3 separate regions of the Homo sapiens genome follow, and regions 2 and 3 are each linked to region 1. A link is a contact called in ENCODE Hi-C or POLR2A ChIA-PET data. All regions are on one chromosome and are shown on one strand. The core of a region is the stretch at or near the end of the contact, and the rest is flanking DNA. Distances in the headings are between cores, read along the strand shown. Region 1 has its middle 110 kb from the start of HDAC9. Region 2 has its middle 51 kb from the start of MIR1302-6. Region 3 overlaps HDAC9 (histone deacetylase 9).

Evidence for each region. A loop is a pair of places that touch in the nucleus more often than their neighbours do. ChIA-PET counts read pairs that join two places held with the same protein, here RNA polymerase II (POLR2A). Pooled maps may share reads with other maps.
Region 2: a loop to region 1 is called in a pooled map, with 8 times the contacts of the local background. The contact joins two enhancer-like sites. A Hi-C loop is called at or near these places in 1 of 37 single-sample maps with no recorded cell type and 3 of 50 pooled maps. POLR2A ChIA-PET finds 5 or more read pairs at or near these places in 2 of 52 experiments (PC-3 and WTC11).
Region 3: a pooled map shows a loop between it and region 1 (2.7-fold over the local background). The contact joins two enhancer-like sites. A Hi-C loop is called at or near these places in 2 of 37 single-sample maps with no recorded cell type and 3 of 50 pooled maps. POLR2A ChIA-PET finds 5 or more read pairs at or near these places in 4 of 52 experiments (PC-3, Panc1, T-cell and 1 more).

What each region holds. Positions count from the first base shown.
Region 1 is chr7:18,388,596-18,392,484 of GRCh38, forward strand. It overlaps a transcript of HDAC9 not described here. Among named protein-coding and RNA genes, the nearest start is that of HDAC9, 110 kb to the right of the region's middle. Within about 2 kb of position 1,861, at least 2 of the 41 ENCODE cell types and tissues checked have a DNase peak (open chromatin) inside an H3K27ac peak, as active enhancers do.
Region 2 is chr7:18,176,468-18,180,356 of GRCh38, forward strand. It overlaps a transcript of HDAC9 not described here. Among named protein-coding and RNA genes, the nearest start is that of MIR1302-6, 51 kb to the left of the region's middle. RefSeq lists enhancers at 1,045-1,189, 1,854-1,963 and a cis regulatory region at 1,108-1,125. Within about 2 kb of position 1,929, at least 5 of the 41 ENCODE cell types and tissues checked have a DNase peak (open chromatin) inside an H3K27ac peak, as active enhancers do.
Region 3 is chr7:18,518,533-18,522,421 of GRCh38, forward strand. The region is part of intron 2 of HDAC9 (histone deacetylase 9); the gene reads left to right. Among named protein-coding and RNA genes, the nearest start is that of HDAC9, 25 kb to the left of the region's middle. RefSeq lists a silencer at 3,635-3,714. Within about 2 kb of position 2,024, at least 7 of the 41 ENCODE cell types and tissues checked have a DNase peak (open chromatin) inside an H3K27ac peak, as active enhancers do.

The sequences.
Region 1 (3,889 bases), core at 611-3,110:
CCAGGAAACACATGAAAAGTTGTTCTAAATGTAGTTCCTAACTCTGCTCTTTTTCTTTCTTTCCATGCCCCGTGCTTCTTTCTCTACTCAGTGGTGGCCACCTTGAGTCCATCTGAAACAACAGACTGGGGGAATTGGTGGGGTGGCTTTATTCTTAGCTACAATACTATTTTTGTTACAGAACTAAGTCTTTTGTGAATTGGGAATTTTAATGGAATTTTGTTTTTCAAAGCTTTTATATTTATTTTTGCTCTTTGGGAATCAGATGCAGTGTAATTTTTCAGCTCTTCAAAGTATCAAATTTCTTGACACTCTCATTCCTTTTCATTTCTAGTTAATTTTTGTCTGAACTAACCTTTTTCTTGTCGTACCTTGCAGTCAGTGGCAAAAATCAACAATATATAAGAACATCATGGCCTCTTGAACCCTCTTGTTCGCTGAAGCTGCAGTTTCACTAGGCAATTGGATTGCCTTTCGAATAGCTGTAGGCTTTAGTTTTACTGAATGTTTTTTCATTGGTATGAGTTGCCAGTATTCCAGCTTGTTTTGTCTGTTTTTTTGCTACCTGATTTTGGCCACTAAGCTAATACTTAAGTGTTGAGCCTTTGTTACAGTCCCAATTCATTTCAAGTTGTCAATTCACTTTCTCTGTTAAGCTAGGCTAGGAGTAGTAGCACAGAGACCACAAAATAATCAGTGGATAATCACAATAATATTTTATTTCTCATTCACGTAAGAGTCCTGGAGTTATAGGCATTTAGGACAGCACAGCAGCTCTCCTGTATTCTTCAGGGCCCTGTAGTGATGGTAGCTTCGAAATCAGCACATGGCTTCCAGTGTTGCTCAGGATGTCTGCATCCCAGGCACTAGAAGGGAAACAGCATCTGGACGAGTGCTCATGGTCATTCTGTAAAGGCTAGATCTGAAATGGCACTTGTTACTTCTACTCACATTCTGTTGGAGACAAGGTTGTCACTTTACCTAACTGCAAGGGAGGCTGGGTTGTATATGGTAGGAGGAGAGAAACATTAGTGGCTGGCTTGTGGTCTCTGCCACAAGATGATGGGAAGGAATTTATGTATGTCAAGTATATGCATAAGCAAAAAGAAAATGTTTACCTTAAAGACAGTTGGACTTAATGATTAGATGATAAGGGACCAAAATATGGAAAAGGAACTGTGAACTAATCATTAATATCATGTGATACTCTGAAAGAGATAACTATTTTGATTTTCTAAAAATGCAGCAAAGGCAAAGAGGGGTTAATAAAAGTTGGCTTCTGGGATTGTATACTTTAGAGAGTGTGTGACTTCCTGAGGATACAGTTTTATATTTATTTTGGCATTTTGTGAACATGACTAACATGTTCTCCATACGCATCAATTAGTGTAGTTGTTCTGAAAAAATAAGATATTTTTAGATCTCAGTTGTGTTTGACCCTAGAGAAAGACAACACACACACACACACACACACACACACACACACACACACACACACACGTCGTAGAGAAGGGAAGTAATGGGGGATGAGGCAAGGGGTGAGAACTGAACATTTATTTGTTCAAAGGTTTGACCGTGATTTTCTTGGCTTTTGTTAGGAAGAATATAGCTAGATTTAAAAGTAATTCTCGGATAATGACTAGACACAATTCAGTAGTGTTTGCATGGCTCTTGGCAACTGATCACTCCCTGGAATACACTGAGAGAGCTGGAGAGGGGGTTTCAGTGCCTGCTCTTAGGTTTTTCAGAATTATGGCTGAGATCCCAGTAGGTCAGCAAGGTCTGTCTCTCACAGCAACCATTGGTTCCTAGAAACCCTTAGGGTTTACTTATGTTCTTGAATGTTTGGTTTTATTCTTAGTTCCTGTTTTTCCTTCCTGTCACATCCTAGACCAGGCCACTTTGCATGTCATTCTTGAGTTCTGTAGTAGTTTGGTACAGGCTACTCCTCTCTTTCCACTTCAGTATATTCTGTGTCCGGCTTTTTCCTGCTCATAAAACCTTAAATTACTGTACGTTGTTCAAAGGATATATTTCAGTCTGTGCCTAGACAAAGCCTAGTCCAGCAGCCAGAAGTCTTCAGTTCTGGCCCCAGTTTTGCCACTAACTAGCTGCATGGCCAAGGAGAAGTGACTTATGAGAATATATCTGTCCCCAGCTTCTCTGTGAAACAATAAGCATTCTAAGGAAGATTAGAAAACATTGTGTTTGGGCTGGGCATGGTGGCTCACGCCTGTAATCCCAACAGTTTGGGAGGCCAAGGCAGGCAGATCACTTGAGGTGAGTAGTTCAAGACCATCCTGGCTAACATGATGAGATCCTGTCTCTACTAAAAATACAAAAATTAGCCAGGCATGGTGGCACACACCTGTAGTCCCAGCTACTAGGGAGACTGAGGTGGGAGAGTTGCTTGAACCCGGGAAGTGGAAGTTGCAATGAGCCAAGATTGTGCCATTGCACTCCAGCCTGGGCAATAGAGTGAGACTCCATCTCAAAGAACAAAGTTCAGCCAGGCGCGGTGGCTCATGCCTGTAATCCTAGCACTTTGGGAGGCTGAGGTGAGCAGATCACCTGAGGTCAGGAGTTCGGGACCAGCCTGGCCAACATGGTGAAACCCCGTCTCTACTAAAAATACAAAAATTATCCGGGCATGGTGGCACGTGCCTGTAATTCCAGCTATGTGGGAGGCTGAGGCAGGAGAATCACTGGAACCCGGAAGGCAGAGGCTGCAGTGAGCCGCTATCGTGCCACTGCATTCCAGCCTGAGCGATGGAGCGAGACGCCATCCCCCCCCCAAAAAAAAAAGAAAGTAAAAAAGAAGAGAGAACATTGTGTCCTACATCCTTTTCTTGGCCATCTGAAGTTGTATAGTGATATATTTTAGATGTTTCGGGAAATCCTGTCACAAAGTGACCTGTTTACCTGCATTAAACCTTGCATAGCCTTCACCAATTGGCCAGCAAAACCTTTTGTTCACATAACATATTAACATTCCACCTCCACACAAATAGTGTTACCCAGAAGACACACTTAGAAATAATGAACTATGTTGAGGATACTAGAGAGCTTCTGAAAATGTCTCCACTTTTTCATCTTTATCACCTATTAAGAATGGCAGCTTTGAAGTAAGATGCCTGGATATAAACCCCTCACTTAGTACACAGACAATTTTGGGCAAGTTACTTAATCTTTTTGCTCTCTGGTTTCTTCTTCTGTCAAATGAGGGCAATAGAAGTTTTTACCATGGGGTTATTTACAGGATTCCATGAGTTCACACAGGCCTAGTGCTCACAGCAGAGCCTGGTATGTAGTAAGCATTGCCCATTATCAATAGGCACTTTGCCTATCTCCTCCATGGTGCCTTTCACTTTCCCACACTTTACTTTTACTTGTATCTTTCCCTTATGTAAAATGACCTCCTCATCCTCATAATTTAACTAGCAATTTCTTTAATGAGGTGAGCAAGACACAGTGAAAAGAGAGAAGTTTTGAGTCACACAGATTTGTATTCTCATTCTAGAATGACCATTTACAAGTTGTATTACCTGAGTGAGTTACTCAGCCTATCTTGACCTTAGATTCCCTGGCAATCTGGGATTATTATAATATGATCCACAAGTGTGCTGTGAACCTTCAGGTACATGATTATACATTCTCTTTCTATCTCTGTCTCTGTCACTCTCTCTCTCTCTCTGTCTCTCTCTCTCTCTCTCTCTCTCTCACACACACACACACACACACACACACACACACACACTGTCTATATCTAATCTCTGTCTCTCTAGATAGATGGATAGATAGATGGATAGATAGATAGATAGATAGATAGATAGATAGATAGATAGACAGATATTCTTAATGGGTGATGCTAATGATGTTAAAATCCGTT
Region 2 (3,889 bases), core at 679-3,178, 210 kb before region 1:
CTATTGTTTAGGGTATACTGTCTGTAAAATAAGTTATTAACCCAGTGACTGTTAACTAGATCTTCCAAAAGCCCTGTCTCCTATCATTTTATGTGTATTGAAAAATTATTATAATTAGAGATTTTTTTAAACTCTTAGAAAATGAAAGTATACAGCTATGAAAATTCTGTTTGGGTAATTTTTTAAAAAATTTATTTTCAGTTCAGAGGTACATGTGCAGATTTGTTATACAGGTAAACTGTGTGTCACAGGGCTTTGGTGTACAGATTATTTCATCATGTTTGGATAATTTTTATGTTATTTTTTAATGCATTTTTATCCTTTTGTCTGTATTATTGTGCTTCCTTTTTTATTAAAGAAGAGTTGGATGTATCTTACTTTGGCTTTATGTTTAAAGTGAAACAGTAAATTGAAAGATTTTAACAGGTCGTGGTATGTCAATGAAAGAACCTAGAAATTAGCAGAAAAATGCAGGAAGCCAACTATAGATATTGGAAAAATAATACATACCATAACTTGAGTTAGGTAATGTACACTATCGAGTCTTTGAATTTCAATAAAGTATGTCAAAGTAGACATTGTATGTCATTTTCCCTTCTGTTGGGAGAACTGATAATCCGCCTACCCATCTGCCTTCCTACCTTTCTTAGTTTTCTTTCTTTTTCTTTTATTCTGCCTAAGTCCAGAAAAGATTTGGGGTCTATATAAGTAAGTTATGGAAAATAAAATACGTGAGGAGGAAGGGAAATGAAGGGAAATTGGGTACACCCTGTTAGTACCTGCATTTAAATTCTGTGAAGTTGCTTGAAGACGGATGGATCTGTGTCTGAGCTTCCTGATTAGCAAGTCTGTTGTCTATGGTGCGATTAATCTCTTCTCAGCCTAACTCTGATATAGTCACTGCCCTGTATAAGAAATGTCAGTGGCTCTCTATCACATCTATTTAAGGTATATAAGAACCCGTACCCTTTTCAGGCTTATCTTATTTTTCTCCTCAATGAACCCCACTCTGTTCAACATGTAGAGCTGCTTACCTTCCCCAGGTCCAGTTTTCTTGCTTGGAGGCCTTTGAATGACCCTTCCTCACCACTGGGAGTGTCCTGTTTACTTATCTTCAACACCCAGCTCCTACTCCATTCTTCTGTGAGGCCTTCCTGGGTGACGCTGACATTTGTTACCTCTCTCAGTTCTGGAACTTACCTTAGTACTGGGGTTGTCTTCTCTAATAGGCTTAGCTTTTTGAGGGCAAGGGACATCTAAGTACATTTTGTGGGGTGTATATAGAGTGAAGCAGTTGGCAGCTGTATTTATGGTTGCTCTCTTAGTTAAGTAATATACTGCCCAGCACACAAAAGGAGCCAAATAAGTGAAGAATAAAGGGCACTTTGTGAGGAGGCTGATTATAGTGGTGCTAGGGGCATGGAATTGGGGAGGAGGGAAGCAGTTGAATATACCTGAGCAAAACCAAACTGTTTCATATGTGTCATGAATCATATCCCTTTTCTTTTTGCTTATTCATTTGTTGACTTTCGGTTCTTTTCACCTCTAGTGCTATCCACTGAACTTCCTCCATCCCCCTACCTCCCCTTCCCTCCCGTTCCCTCCTCCACCTCCCCTCCCCTCCCCTCTCCTCTTTGACAGAGTCTTGCTCTGTCACCCAGGCTGGAGTGCAGTGGCACAATCTTGGCTTACTGGAACCTCCACCTCCCTAGTTCAAGCAATTCCCTTGCCTCAGCATCCCGAGTAGCTGGGATTACAGGCACATGCCACCATGCTGGCTAATTGTTTTGTATTTTTAGTAGAGACAGGGTTTCACTATGTTGGCCAGACTTGTCTCGAACTTCTGACCTCAGGCAATCTGCATGCCTTGGGCTCCCAAAGTGCTGGGATGACAGGCGTGAGCCACTGCACCCGGCCCCCCTCTTTCTAAGGTGGCTTATCTATTCATTGAACAACAAACATTGCAATAGGGTAGTCATTGTTTGCAAGACTTGTGGTTTCATACTGAGTTCTCTAAATGTGGGGAAGTTGCTAAGTTTGGCTCTTCTTCAGCTAGCACAGCGGTAGAAGCAGACCTACCACCCTCTTTCCTTTTAGTAACTTGAACTTCTCCCTGTTTCAATGCTTATAAACCACCTCTCTCCCAAAACAAATATGTATTGTGGTTAAGAATAGTGGAAAGAGTGACATGATTTTTAATTGTGGTTGAGCAGGAAATTGTTTTAAGTTAGTTTAGAATTCATTGATCCAACATTCTTTATACTTTTAAAAAGTAATACAGTTTTGCATACTGTATAATTAGCAGTAACTTTTAAATATACTACGTTTCTGAGGACCTTCAGTAAAATACATAGAAAGGAAAACATCCGGCTTAAAATTTGTGACTTTTCAATCTGTATACATTTTCAGTTCCTCTTATTTAAAGTGATAGACTAATAAATATTTTAATATAATGGTTGAAGTCTTTATTAAGATTAAATTAGGATCTTAAACTTTCTGTGTGTCTCCATTAAAGATGTGTTTTTGGCTTCATTATTTGACAGTGTTGTGGTATGGCATTTAATGGAGAACAAGATCTCTTACTTTGGAATGTATCTGGTCAAATGGAGTTCCTTTCATATTTGCCCAGGAAGCTTATTTTTCTAAAGATTATGGAAATAACAGATGTGGAACAAGCAAGCACTGCATGTCTTTCATTCAGAGTTCTCTGAGGAACCACCTTGGGTAGGCTTTTGTTTGTCACACACATAGCAAGTATGTCTTTACCCTGACTGATGCAATAGTCCAGCCTCCTGTGGGGTATCATCCACTAACAATAATGCCATAACCCATTAGTTGATTGCAAACTCTCTGAATCCATAGGGACTTGCCCCAGTCCAAATGAGTGACTAATTCTTAAACTACAAGGTAAAGCTGAGGTCCTAAGGGAGGAGGGACATGTTAAGGTTTGACTGTTTATTTTGCTTGTTATTACTGCAGGATCATTAAAGAAATGTTTATATCCTGTTGGGGTTCTATGTTCTTAACCACTATATAAGGATGAATAAGCTTTGTTTTTTTTGCTTCTACCTCTCTTATATTTCTTTCCATTCTCTACCCTCCCTCTCCTAAGGAAAAATGGTGTTCACACTCATTGGGTCTAAATAAACCCAAACGTCTTTTCTTTGAATATTTTATTACCTTATCTGTTTATCTATTAATGAGAAATTATACAAATGCATATTTGAAGTTCTTAGTAAAAGCCCAAGGACTTAAACGCAGCTCTGGAAACACCTGTCATCTATCTTTTATTTAGTAAATCTCCCTTTGTCCCAGATTCCTCATTTGGAAAATATGTCATGAATTTGTTATGTTGGTATCATAAAAGATGTAATTGTACAAGAGATAGTAAAGTATCACATGTTCATTTAGAATGATCACACATAAATATGTGCTTTTTTCTCTCAACCGTGACCTGTAACTATCCTTTTTTGAATGTCACAAAAATCTCATGTCTATAAGCCTCTCCACACTGATGAGATTGAGGCCTAAAACCATCATCTCCCAGCTCTGTCACAATTTCCAGATTTGTCTCTGTCTTTAGGTTTGCTCACTTTTGAGCACATAGAATTATGCCATCCTTTTCAAATTACATGTCAGCTCCTTACTTTATCCTACCCCCAGTAGTGAGCGCCTTAGTTGCCTTGCTTCATCTTTTGATGTGTTTTTACACTGTTTGTCATGCCAGCATTTCTTGTGAGCACCCTCCCCAAGACACATACACACACACACACACACACACACACACACACACACACACACACACACCACATTCTTAACCTATGGACATTTGCTGCTGTAAATTCATTATATATGGTGCATTGAAAATGTTTGCTCTGTGTTTCTTTCT
Region 3 (3,889 bases), core at 774-3,273, 130 kb after region 1:
AGGGGAGTTTACTAGATTTAGACTACCTAAAGACTTACCTAGAGCCACAGCACACAATAAAAAGCAAAAAGAAAACCAACCCATCTTCCAAATATAGAAAAGGTCGAGAAATTAATGCAAAAGCTTGTCCCACCTCCATTAAAGCCGACTGCTGTATTTAACTGGCCCTGAGGGAACCACAGTTTCACAATGCAGTTACGGAAAGGCCAGTAATAGCCCTGGCTGGCTCCTCCATGTCATAGATATCTTTAAAATCAGAGATGTATCTAACCCATTTTGGAAAGCATACCTTAAAACATTAAAGTGTTTTTGATATTTCAAGGAAAAGGCTTCCGACATGTGAAATGTTTATTTTCTAGATTCTCTTATTCCAAAATGAAATCAAACGTGTATGAAGCTGTGGGATGTGTCGTTTGCCCCTTGAAGCTATAGTGTGGTAGAAATTGAATCTTTATGTCCAGAAGCCCAGTGTCTGTATTATTAGTTTTGCAAACATCTGTGGGCTCTAAGTGATTGATAAATACTATGTATAGAATTAACCTAAAGTTTAGTTTGAAGACCCTACTTCATAGATCAATATGAAAATGATGCCAGCAAAAAATATAGTTTAGACATTGTGCCTTGGAAAAATATTTCTATTTATATTAATGAGCTTATGTGATGTCATCACAACTCATTCTAGGAAAGATCTAGGTCAGTGTAATCCTATCTAGAGAAAGTTAAAAAAGAATAATTGTTGACTTGGTATTCTTCGTAGTCAGAAACAAATTAAATGACAAATTATGACACTATTTTTTATTACATGACAGACAAATAAAAAGTTACCATATATTAAATGCTCAAGAGGTTAATATCTATAAAGCAGAAATATAAACTGTAAATCAGTAAGAAATACCAGTAACTCAGTGGATAAATAATCAAAGGCTATGAATAAGACATTTACAAAGGAATAACCAAAAATAGGCAGTAAGTATCCGAGAAGATGATCAATCTTTGTCATGATTAACACATCAATGAGGTGCCATTTTTGTCAACATTATGGGAGTAAAAATAAATGACTAGATAATGCTTAGTGTTGATTGTGGTTTGGAGGAAAGGGGTGTTGTCATGTATTAGTGGAAGAGCACACTGTTCAAATTTTGGAGCAGCATAAATTGGCAGTACTATAAAAATTAAAAATCTACACACCCAACAATCTAGTAATTCCACTTAATTGGTATACAGAAATACTTGCACAAATTCACAATAATTTATGTACCAGGATATTTATCAGCAGTTTTATTTATAATAATGGAAAACTGAGGGCAATCTAACTATAAGTCAATACATAATCCATACTCTGAAATACAAGTCATTAAAGTTATTAAGTAATGTCTGAAGATATTAACATAGAAGGATGAGCTCAATATATTAATGAATGCAAAAAAATGTAGAATGGTATACAGTACATATAGCATAGTAAGCTCAACTAATGGATTCATGGTACTTGTTTCCATTATTTTATTGTTGTAGTAGGAGCAGAAAAGTAGTAAAAGTATTTTAACCCAAAGAAAAAAAATGCTAGCATGAAAATCACAGTTCAATAAAGTGTTTTTATATCAGTATGTTTATTAATAATTAAAAGTATTAATAAGTTTACTTCAGGAATAAGATTAATTTACGTATCTGTGAGAAACTTCGTGATATACATCAAAATATTAAAGTAATCATGCTATATTTTTCTTTTCATTCTGAAGACCACCTCTTGCAGGTAACTTTTTCTATTTTATTATACTGTCCTATTCTCCTTTCTTTACTTAGTTATATATCACAACTATAGAAGAAATAGGTTACCTGTTACTTGCAGAAATGTCACTCACTATTAATATTACTTTGCAACACAGAAAATTTTTCTGAATAATTAGAGGCAACTAAGCAAGCCTAAATGGAGTTGGTTAATTAAGTTATAAAATTCTAAGGGAGTATGATGAACCATGTAGACATATGAGCTTTCTGTTCTGCTTTTTTATCAAATGTTTCTGGCACCTGGGTTTTCTCAACTGCCCTTCTGTTGAATATGATTTTCGAATTGATGTAATGAAGAGTGGTGCTCTCTGGACAAGTAAGCTGTTCATTTGTAGAATAATAATATGTCAACACATATTTTCCAAAATAACAGTCCTACTACCGTAAATGTCTTGGAAACAGTTACCTGACACCCAGAGAGTAAGTACAACTAGCCTAGAGCCTTGGTCTGACACCAAGCAAGAGGGTTTATGAAAGAAGATAGCCCAGAAAGCTGGAGCCCTGCTCTGCTGTGTCGACATGTCTACAGCTCAGAATAAAATTGAGTTTCCTGCTTTAGCCATAGCTGGGTCTTAAAATAACCTGAAGAAATTATAGTTCTGATTACATAGAAAGTGAAGGACTTAGAACATTCTCCTAATAAAGCCATGAGAATGACACAAAGCTTAGTCATCGGCAGTCCTCCTCTAACAGGCGTTTTAGAGAGAAAAATAGAGGTTTGAAATTGGATAATTTGATTTGAAATCTTGCCTAATTATTTTAAGAATGCAGAAAACCTTTCTTTTTTGGCCAAAAAAATAATGATCTGGAATCCAATTAGGAAAGAACAGGCTTTTAAAATGTTTGATATCTCCAGTAATGGAGAAAAATCATGTCTTTAAAATTACATTCTGCTACAAACCTCATTCTTGGATGTCTTGCTTTTTGCATTTTGAATGGACAAATTTAATGTAATTTCCTTTTGGAAACATGGCATTGGAAAAGTTAGATGAGATGTTTAATTTTATGTTGGATCCTATCTACCAGGGTACAGATTTTTAAGAAGAAAAACACTTCTTGTTTCGTTTTATTTCCCAAGGGAGATATCTCACTTAACCAGATGCCTTGCGATTTGTCACAATATAGATCATTTACACAGAATTTGTGTCCAGTCGTCCATCTATTTGATTTGCACACCATGAATAAAATAAGCAAAATGGATAAAGCTTCTAATACTCCCAATTAAAAAATTGCTATCTATTTTTTCACCATTAATATGCTATCCCAAATGGCATTTATCACCATACTGTCTCACCATATTTATTCGTATGCTGTTGTTTTCTCAAGATACGTTCAATTCAGATTATGTTTGACTTGCAGCCATATCAATAATATGACTAATAATAAACAACAGTCTAGGATTTCCAGTTTTTAGAAAAACGATAATAAATTTGAAGTGAACCTATATTCAGATTTACATTTTACTTAGTATTGTTTTTAAAAAAACATTCAATTAATATTCTGAAATGATTCCATTTATTTTTACTACAAAGTTAGCTGGACCTTTACAGCATTTTAGAGTTTTACACGAGGTTTAGATTTGACTAAGCCTTAGTACGATGTCTGGAAACAGGAGGTTGAATGAACATTTGTTGAAAGGAAAAATCAGTTATTGAAATATTGTGTCTTCTGTTATCATTCTTGAGAAATGGTGGTGAGACAACTTAGTAGAAGTGACTAACAACTACATATATACAGAAGACAGGATGTAAGTCTCCAAGGTAATCAAGACCAACAGGAGGATGTTAGACCAAAATTAACACCGCGAGAAATGTGTTATGCATATATTACAGCCCACGTGTGAAAATCTGTTCATTTATAGAGAGATTGCTTCTCTGTGAATGGCTAAGTTGGCTCCACTAAGTACAAAAAAGCACTTAGGGCCATTCAGAACTAACAGCCACACACTCTGAAAGACTAAACCAAAAGATACCTGATTAGTAAGTGCTCTTTAGATGTGGGGATAGACGTTTTAACAAAGAAAGGACAGGGATGGAGAGGACTAAAGCTCCGTGCTGGGAAACTCTTAAGGAGCCAGGGCCTCCCAACAATATGCTAAGAGTGC